Linked DNA regions of Homo sapiens: region 2 is linked to region 1. Evidence: chromatin contacts called from ENCODE Hi-C or POLR2A ChIA-PET data. All regions are on one chromosome and are shown on one strand. The core of a region is the stretch at or near the end of the contact, and the rest is flanking DNA. Distances in the headings are between cores, read along the strand shown. Region 1 holds the start of RIPPLY1 (ripply transcriptional repressor 1). Region 2 holds the start of RBM41 (RNA binding motif protein 41).

Region 1 (3,408 bases), core at 589-3,088:
CTTGGTGACCTCAGCAGCCGTTGCCCCACCAGCAGCCTGTCCAAAGCAAAAGCTAGCATGTGGCTCAAAGTACATGGCTAGATAACTTCCTCCTCTGTACTAGAGGTCAGAAAGCTGCAGGTAAAATGATCTTGAAGAGACCTTAGACATCTCTGGGACCCAGCAACCCCCAATACCCACCCCTCAACAAGGGGTCTCTCTTGGTTCTGGTTGAAAAACAAGCAGACAGAGTCCTGCGGGTTGTTTGCTTCCCTGCCTCTGTTCCAGCACCTGTTTGGAGGCTCTCCAGGGGACAGTGTTCTACTGGAGCAGCAAAGATTCAGGGAGATCGGGTGGGTGGGAGAGCACTGGAGTAAGGTGCCAGGAGACGAGGCCTCAAGCACCAGCACTGCCACACACTGGCTGTGGGGCCTGCCCAGATCCCTTGCCCACTCTGAGCTTTGGTCTCCTCATCTTTCCAATTGCCACAGAAAGCTTGGATCTGCTCTCTGTTGGAATCAAATGTTGGCAAAACTGTGAGGATGCTATCTCAGATCTGCACCTTTGGACTGAGGTCAGGGGCTCTCTGGGAAGTGACCTGGTCACTGTTAATGCATGTGGCTGCATGTGAACACACGTCACAAGGGCTCGAACTCACCAAATCCACCAGCTTCCTCATCTGCCTTGGGGAGTCATTTGTGGAAGACAGCCAGGGCCTCCAGAGACAAGTTCCTCTGGGACAAAGAGGAGAGATCAATCCGTAGAGGAAGAGACTGAAAGGTGGGCTCCCTGAGATAACAAGAGACCTCCCAAAAGCTTGGCTCAGGTGCCATCTGCTCCAGGAAGCCTTTCCTAAGGCTCCTGAGCCCATTCCAGGACAGATGTCCCTCCTCTCGGCTTCAGCAATGTTATTATTGCTTTTATCATGCTGTTTTGTAATTGTCTATTTACTTGTCTTTGGGCTTCTTAAGCTCAAAGATATGCTCAATCGTATCTGAATCCTCAACACCTAGTACAATGTCTGGTACACAGTAGCTGTTTCAGTAAATGTTTGTTGAAGACTAAATGTTTGGAGTAATGAGTGGGGGCTAGATGGAAAATATCTTGCCTCCTACTTCCTGCTCCAAGATGTAGAACTCAGAGCTCTACCATCTTCCTGGGCTGAAGAAGAGGGCCAGAAATGTTCCTGGGTCCACTGCTTCCCCACTGGACTTGCAGAGGTAGGAAAAAAGCAAATGGAAATCTTATGGCGTGGTCAGGAAAAAGACAATGTCCCAGTCAAGGGCCTCTTTAGACTTTGGTCCTCTTTCCCCAAACTCCCCACCCCCACAGTCTAGATTGTGTTAAGCCCAGGTTTCATGGCAGTTCCCCATCCCCCTCAGGGGACTCAGCCACCTGGCCTATGAGGACCTGGCTGCTTCACCTTCAGCTTTGGCAACAGCTGTCCCCAAGTCCCCTCTTGCCACCCAGCGGGATTAGTGAGGTGAAAAGTCAGATGAGATATTCCAGCTAGAGTTGAGGAGGGAGGGCTATGAGGCCATTGCTTTTCCCCTTCACAGAGAACAGGGTGCCCTGGACATCTCATTTTCCTTCCTCTCTCAGGAAGCTCTCAAGCCTAAGTTCAGGTTGCCAAAGGCTAAGCTCAACTTACCTTTCACTCCCATTTACTTCTTGTCCAGAGGAGAGAAGGCAAGATGGGCTTAACAGGCCAGGGAGTGCCAGTGGGGCTTGTGCTAGGTCTGGAGCTAGGGCCAAAGCCAGGGCTGGAACAGGGGTGGCAGCAGCAGCACAGGCAGCAGAGTCCATTCTTAGGGGACCAAAGCCAGTGGGGTCTCCTACTTCCCAGAACCTTCTGCACTCTTTTGGCTTTTCCTGGGAGACCCTTTTATAAGCCCTGCCTGGTCTTATAAATTATTCAGGGAGGACAGGGGTGGGATGACTTGGGAGGGGGATAAAGATTTAGGGAAGGGGCTCAGGGAGGGAAAGCTGGGTTACCTGGGTGTGAAATCTCTCCCAGTTGAATAAACATGGTGTCAGTGGGAGGTGAGGGATTTGCTTTGCCTCCAAGTCAGAAAGAAAAACACAGAAGGGGCAAATCGCACACCATTTGTGTGAATTCCCCAGGGAGTAGCAAGGCCTGAGAGGGGAAGGAGAGGAGCTCATTAGCACTCTGAAACCACAGAGATGTCAGGGACAGAGGGCTGAATAGACAGGCCTTTAACTAAGCCAGTTCCTGGCAAGAAGAGACAGCTGACCCCTTTAAGGAGAGTGAGGGACTCACTTGTTATTTCAGCTCAACCTCAGATAGATTTGCCAGGTGGACCTGAATGTAGGGTGACTGCCATTAAGCATATCATCTGGGTTAGGGAAAAAAGGGGCATTCTGGGCAGAGCAGGCCCAGATGCTTGTTGGGTAAACCTTAAGTCTTCTTTCAATGCCCCTCAGCCCCTTACTGATCAGTTCATTTGTCAAAGTGCCCCCTCCAGCCTCAGCAGTAAGTGGTCCAGTGAAGGAGAGCAGGCAGGATTTCACAGGGCCTCTGGGTGAGATTCCAAACCTCAGAGCTTAGCTTCCAGTTCAGAAGCCAGGGTGCTGGGGAGAGGCAAAGTTCTGCCCGACTACAGAGCTGCCGAAGGACCAGCCCCAGCCCCAGGCCTCAGTTCCCTCATGTAAGAGATGAGGGTGCTGGCCCAGTGGTCTCATAGGACCATGCCAGCCTGAACACTCTCTGACAGGGGCTACATAAATGGGTACTGAACCCGGGCAAGCCCAGAGGCCTGAGCACAGTCCTCGGCCTTAGCCAGCCTTCTGGGCCTTTGCCAGAAAGCTTCTAGTTACAACTACTGGCAGGGACCTTATGCTTCAGAGGTCTCGAAAATATTCCTCCTGACCTCAGTGTCCAGCCCCAGCACAGATTTAGCTTCTTGGATGTTCATCACAGTCTGGTTTGTAATGGTCAAAAATTAGAAACAACTTCAATGTCCAATAATAGGAAACCAGTTACATTAATTAGGGCAAATCCTTGCAACTGAATGCCAAGCAGGTGCTCACAATCATGTTCTGGGAAGTATAATTTTTCAACACAGAAAATGGAAAAAAAAATCAGATGGTAAGATAGCATGACTAATTTAAGGGCTCCTCATTTCTCTGTTCACCTACCCCCCATCTTCACCCCACTTCCAATTCTAGTCCCACTATGTTCTTTTCAGCAAAGGAAAATTGAAAACAACTTTTAAAAGCTGGTTAGATAAATCATTGGGCAGTTACACAATTTCATATTAAAATTGGCATGGTAGAAGAATGAGGGAAAAGTTAACATATTGAAAGAGTGAAAACAAAATAAGTCTCTAAAATATTACTTAAAGGATGATCCCATTTTGGTAAGAAAAAAGATGTAGAATGGACAGCGTGCAGAGAAAAAATAAGACT
Region 2 (3,085 bases), core at 1-2,500, 220 kb after region 1:
AGATGGAATAAATGATTTGGGAAAGGGAAAGTCAGTATTGTTTTAGCCACATTGAGTCTAGTAGCTTTTACAATAGAAACGCCAGCATGAAGTATCAGGAATACTTCAAATACATGACTAGGAACATTTTGTTTAGGGATAAATTCATATGTACTAGAAACTATTTGCTTTTTTAAAAGCAAGGGAATTAATAACACAAAATTCCGGATAGTGGTCACCTCAGGGGGGAACGAAGGGAGGGAAGAGACACAGTAGACTTCTAAGGGACTGGCAATGTCCTATTTCTTAAGCTTGTAGTGGATGCGAACCTTTATTATTCTTTAAGCTGTATATATACATTATACATTATTTCGCATGGAGGAGATATCATAAAAAAATATTAAAGGTTAGTTTCAGGCAGGCAAAGTCATAAACGGTTTTTTAAAAGATGCAAGGAACTGACAGTGCAGGAAAGCATATCAGTAAGAATTTTAAATGCACTGCACTATTCCAGAGTGATGATTCTACTTGCAGAGTGAATCTAAAATTAATTTAAGCCCGTCAATAGTTAGGAGGCTCAGGCCATTTAGGCTCAAGCGGCCATTTACCTCAGGACAAGTAAGGGGAACTGAGCCCAGCAATGCCTTCCACCTCCCCTCCCCCCACCCCATAAATCGAACCGCTTTGGTGCTGTCCTTCCACATTTAGAAACAAAGTACCGCTCCCTTACTTTAAGATTCGAAAGCGCTACATGGTTTCGGGGCCCAAGCAAGTAGTCTTTAACACACAGACGTTGCAAATAAATGCGCCCGCCCCGAGCCTTTCTCAGGTGGAGGTGGAGGTAGGGGAGAACGGCGAGGGGCTGGCCCGAGGTACCTACATCTCCGGCGCCGGGAATTTGTCAGCCTCAAACCCTTTTGCCCAGCTGGGTCCGGGTGAAACGACGAAGCCGCAGCACCCGGCCAGCTCCCGGGGCCCGTGCCGGGAGGGCATTCCCACAGCAGCCGGCCCCGGTGGCAGCCCTTCCTGAACTTCGCTCTGCAGGCCTGTTCAGCCCGTCTCCCCTCCTCCCGTCTCCTTTGTCGTGTTCCCGCTCCCACGAAACCGCATCCTGAGAACGTGCAATACCCAAACCAGAAAGCAATGGAAGCCATTTTCAAAAGAAAAGGTAGAACAAAGCTCCCCTTGCCGCCTGCTCTTCAGACAAGTCCTTACCTCTTCATGTTTCCACAGGCCCCTACCTCCAACTTGGGTAAATAGGCCGCGGACCTCAAGTCCCAGAACTCCGCGCGGCGGACTTCTAAGGGTATTGTGATGGAGCATGGGGCTCTGGGAATTGTAGTAGCACAGAGCTATGGCAACAGAAAGAGAAAGTAGATCTCAAGTGACAGGTATGCTGAACATTGTCCAAATATTTATTTTGAATTTCTCATTTAGGTTCAAAAGAAGACCCAAAATATCCAGCTCATAAAACGAGTCACCTTTGACTTCTTGATTCTCTCATCCATTACCACTAATTCCTGGCTCTTCTGTAATTTCCTTTGAACTTATCAACACTGCTTTTCTTTCAAGGATTTATCCAGCCTACCTACCGTTTCCAGTCGAGCCTCTGCTTCATCCTTCACGATGTAGCCAGAGTCATCAGACACGAGTCTGACTATATCACCTGTACTAATGGTTCTCCTCTATCTGTAACAGAGACTTGAGAGTTTTCTCCACTCAGAATCAGAAGTCTGTGTATGTTCAGGCCCACATATGTTTTATTGATAATTATGGTGAATCAAGAAAGAGGTATAGTATAGTGGTTAAAAGCATAGGCTCTTAGTTTCCAGAAATGGAAATGCAAATGTCTTTAAGTGTATGAAAAGATGTCCAATCTCACAAATTTTAAAGTACACTGACTACCAGTACTCCTTAAAACTAGCAAGGTCATCAAAAACACAAGAATCTGTCACAGCCAAAAGGAACCAAAGGAGTCATGATGACTAAAGTAATGCAGTATCTTGGATGGGATCCTGGAAAAGAAAAAAAGACATGAGGTAAAAACTAAGGAAATGTGAACAAACTATGCTCTTTAGCTAATAACAAGGTTCGTTAGCTGTGACAAATGTATCAGAGTTATGCAAGGGAAACTGAGTTGTACGTATGTGGAACTTTGTACTATGCAACCTTTCTGTATCTAAAACTGTTCTAGAACTTAAAGTTTATTTTTAAAAGTACATTAAACTACCATTTTTCACCTAACAGATTGGGAAAGATCCAAAAGTTTGATAACACACTTGTTTTATTGAGATTGTGGGGAAACGGGCGCTCTCAATACACTAGTGGTAGGAATATAAATTGGTACAACATCTATTGGGGGCAAATGAGGATACTACTAAAATCATAAATGTACATTCCCTTTAAAGCAGCAATTCAGTTATGAATAGAATCCTCAATACTATATATCCTCTAACCTACTATCATTCCTTGCAACATTGTTTATGAAAACAGAAATGAAAATATCCAAGAACATACTATGAAAATGTATCATTCAATGAAAAACTATGCAGCAGTTACCAAGATGACAAAGTTCTCTATGAACTGCTACTAAACAATCTCCAAAATATAGTTAGTGCAATAGCAAGGTGCAGAACGATATGTATACTATGCTTCTATTTGCATAAAAAGGGGAGCTCTAGTCACTTAAAAACATATATATGTGTGTTTGCTTGTATATGCACAAAATATGTTTGGGAGAACTTACAGACAAATGATGAGTGAATGCCTCCAGGTAGGGGAACTGGATGGCTGAGGGACAAGGGCAGAAAAAATTCTTCACGTATCTTTTTGTGCCCTTTGAATTTTGAACCCATGACTACATTACCTAGTCAATACTTTTTTAATTAAAGAGAAACCCTCTTACATCTCAAGAAGCCAAAGAAGAAAAGATTGTAGGTAATGGTGGGGGGCGGGGCACACTACTTGGATTTGAATCTCACTTCTCAGTTGACAGTATAGCACGACAGGGTTTTAGAGGCAATCTGGACTTGAATTTTTGCTCTGGTAAGTTACTAGACCATGTGGGTTTCAGTAAGTTTCTTAACTGGTCTAGGCCAGTTTTCTC

What was found. A loop is a pair of places that touch in the nucleus more often than their neighbours do. ChIA-PET counts read pairs that join two places held with the same protein, here RNA polymerase II (POLR2A). Pooled maps may share reads with other maps.
Region 2: a loop to region 1 is called in a pooled map of gastrocnemius medialis, with 1.9 times the contacts of the local background. The contact joins the promoter of RBM41 here to the promoter of RIPPLY1 in region 1. A Hi-C loop is called at or near these places in 4 of 168 maps with a recorded cell type or tissue (CD4-positive, alpha-beta memory T cell, IMR-90, PC-9 and 1 more) and 9 of 50 pooled maps. POLR2A ChIA-PET finds 5 or more read pairs at or near these places in 1 of 52 experiments (A673).

Annotation. Positions count from the first base shown.
Region 1 is chrX:106,901,503-106,904,910 of GRCh38, forward strand. RIPPLY1 (ripply transcriptional repressor 1) reads right to left here and starts at 1,839. Exons shown (of 4, transcript NM_138382.3): 1 at 1,631-1,839; 2 at 638-713; 3 at 1-36. The coding sequence starts at 1,785. It also overlaps a transcript of CLDN2 not described here.
Region 2 is chrX:107,117,572-107,120,656 of GRCh38, forward strand. RBM41 (RNA binding motif protein 41) reads right to left here and starts at 1,251. Exons shown (of 8, transcript NM_001324242.2): 1 at 1,195-1,251. The coding sequence starts at 1,202. RefSeq lists enhancers at 555-634, 1,015-1,204.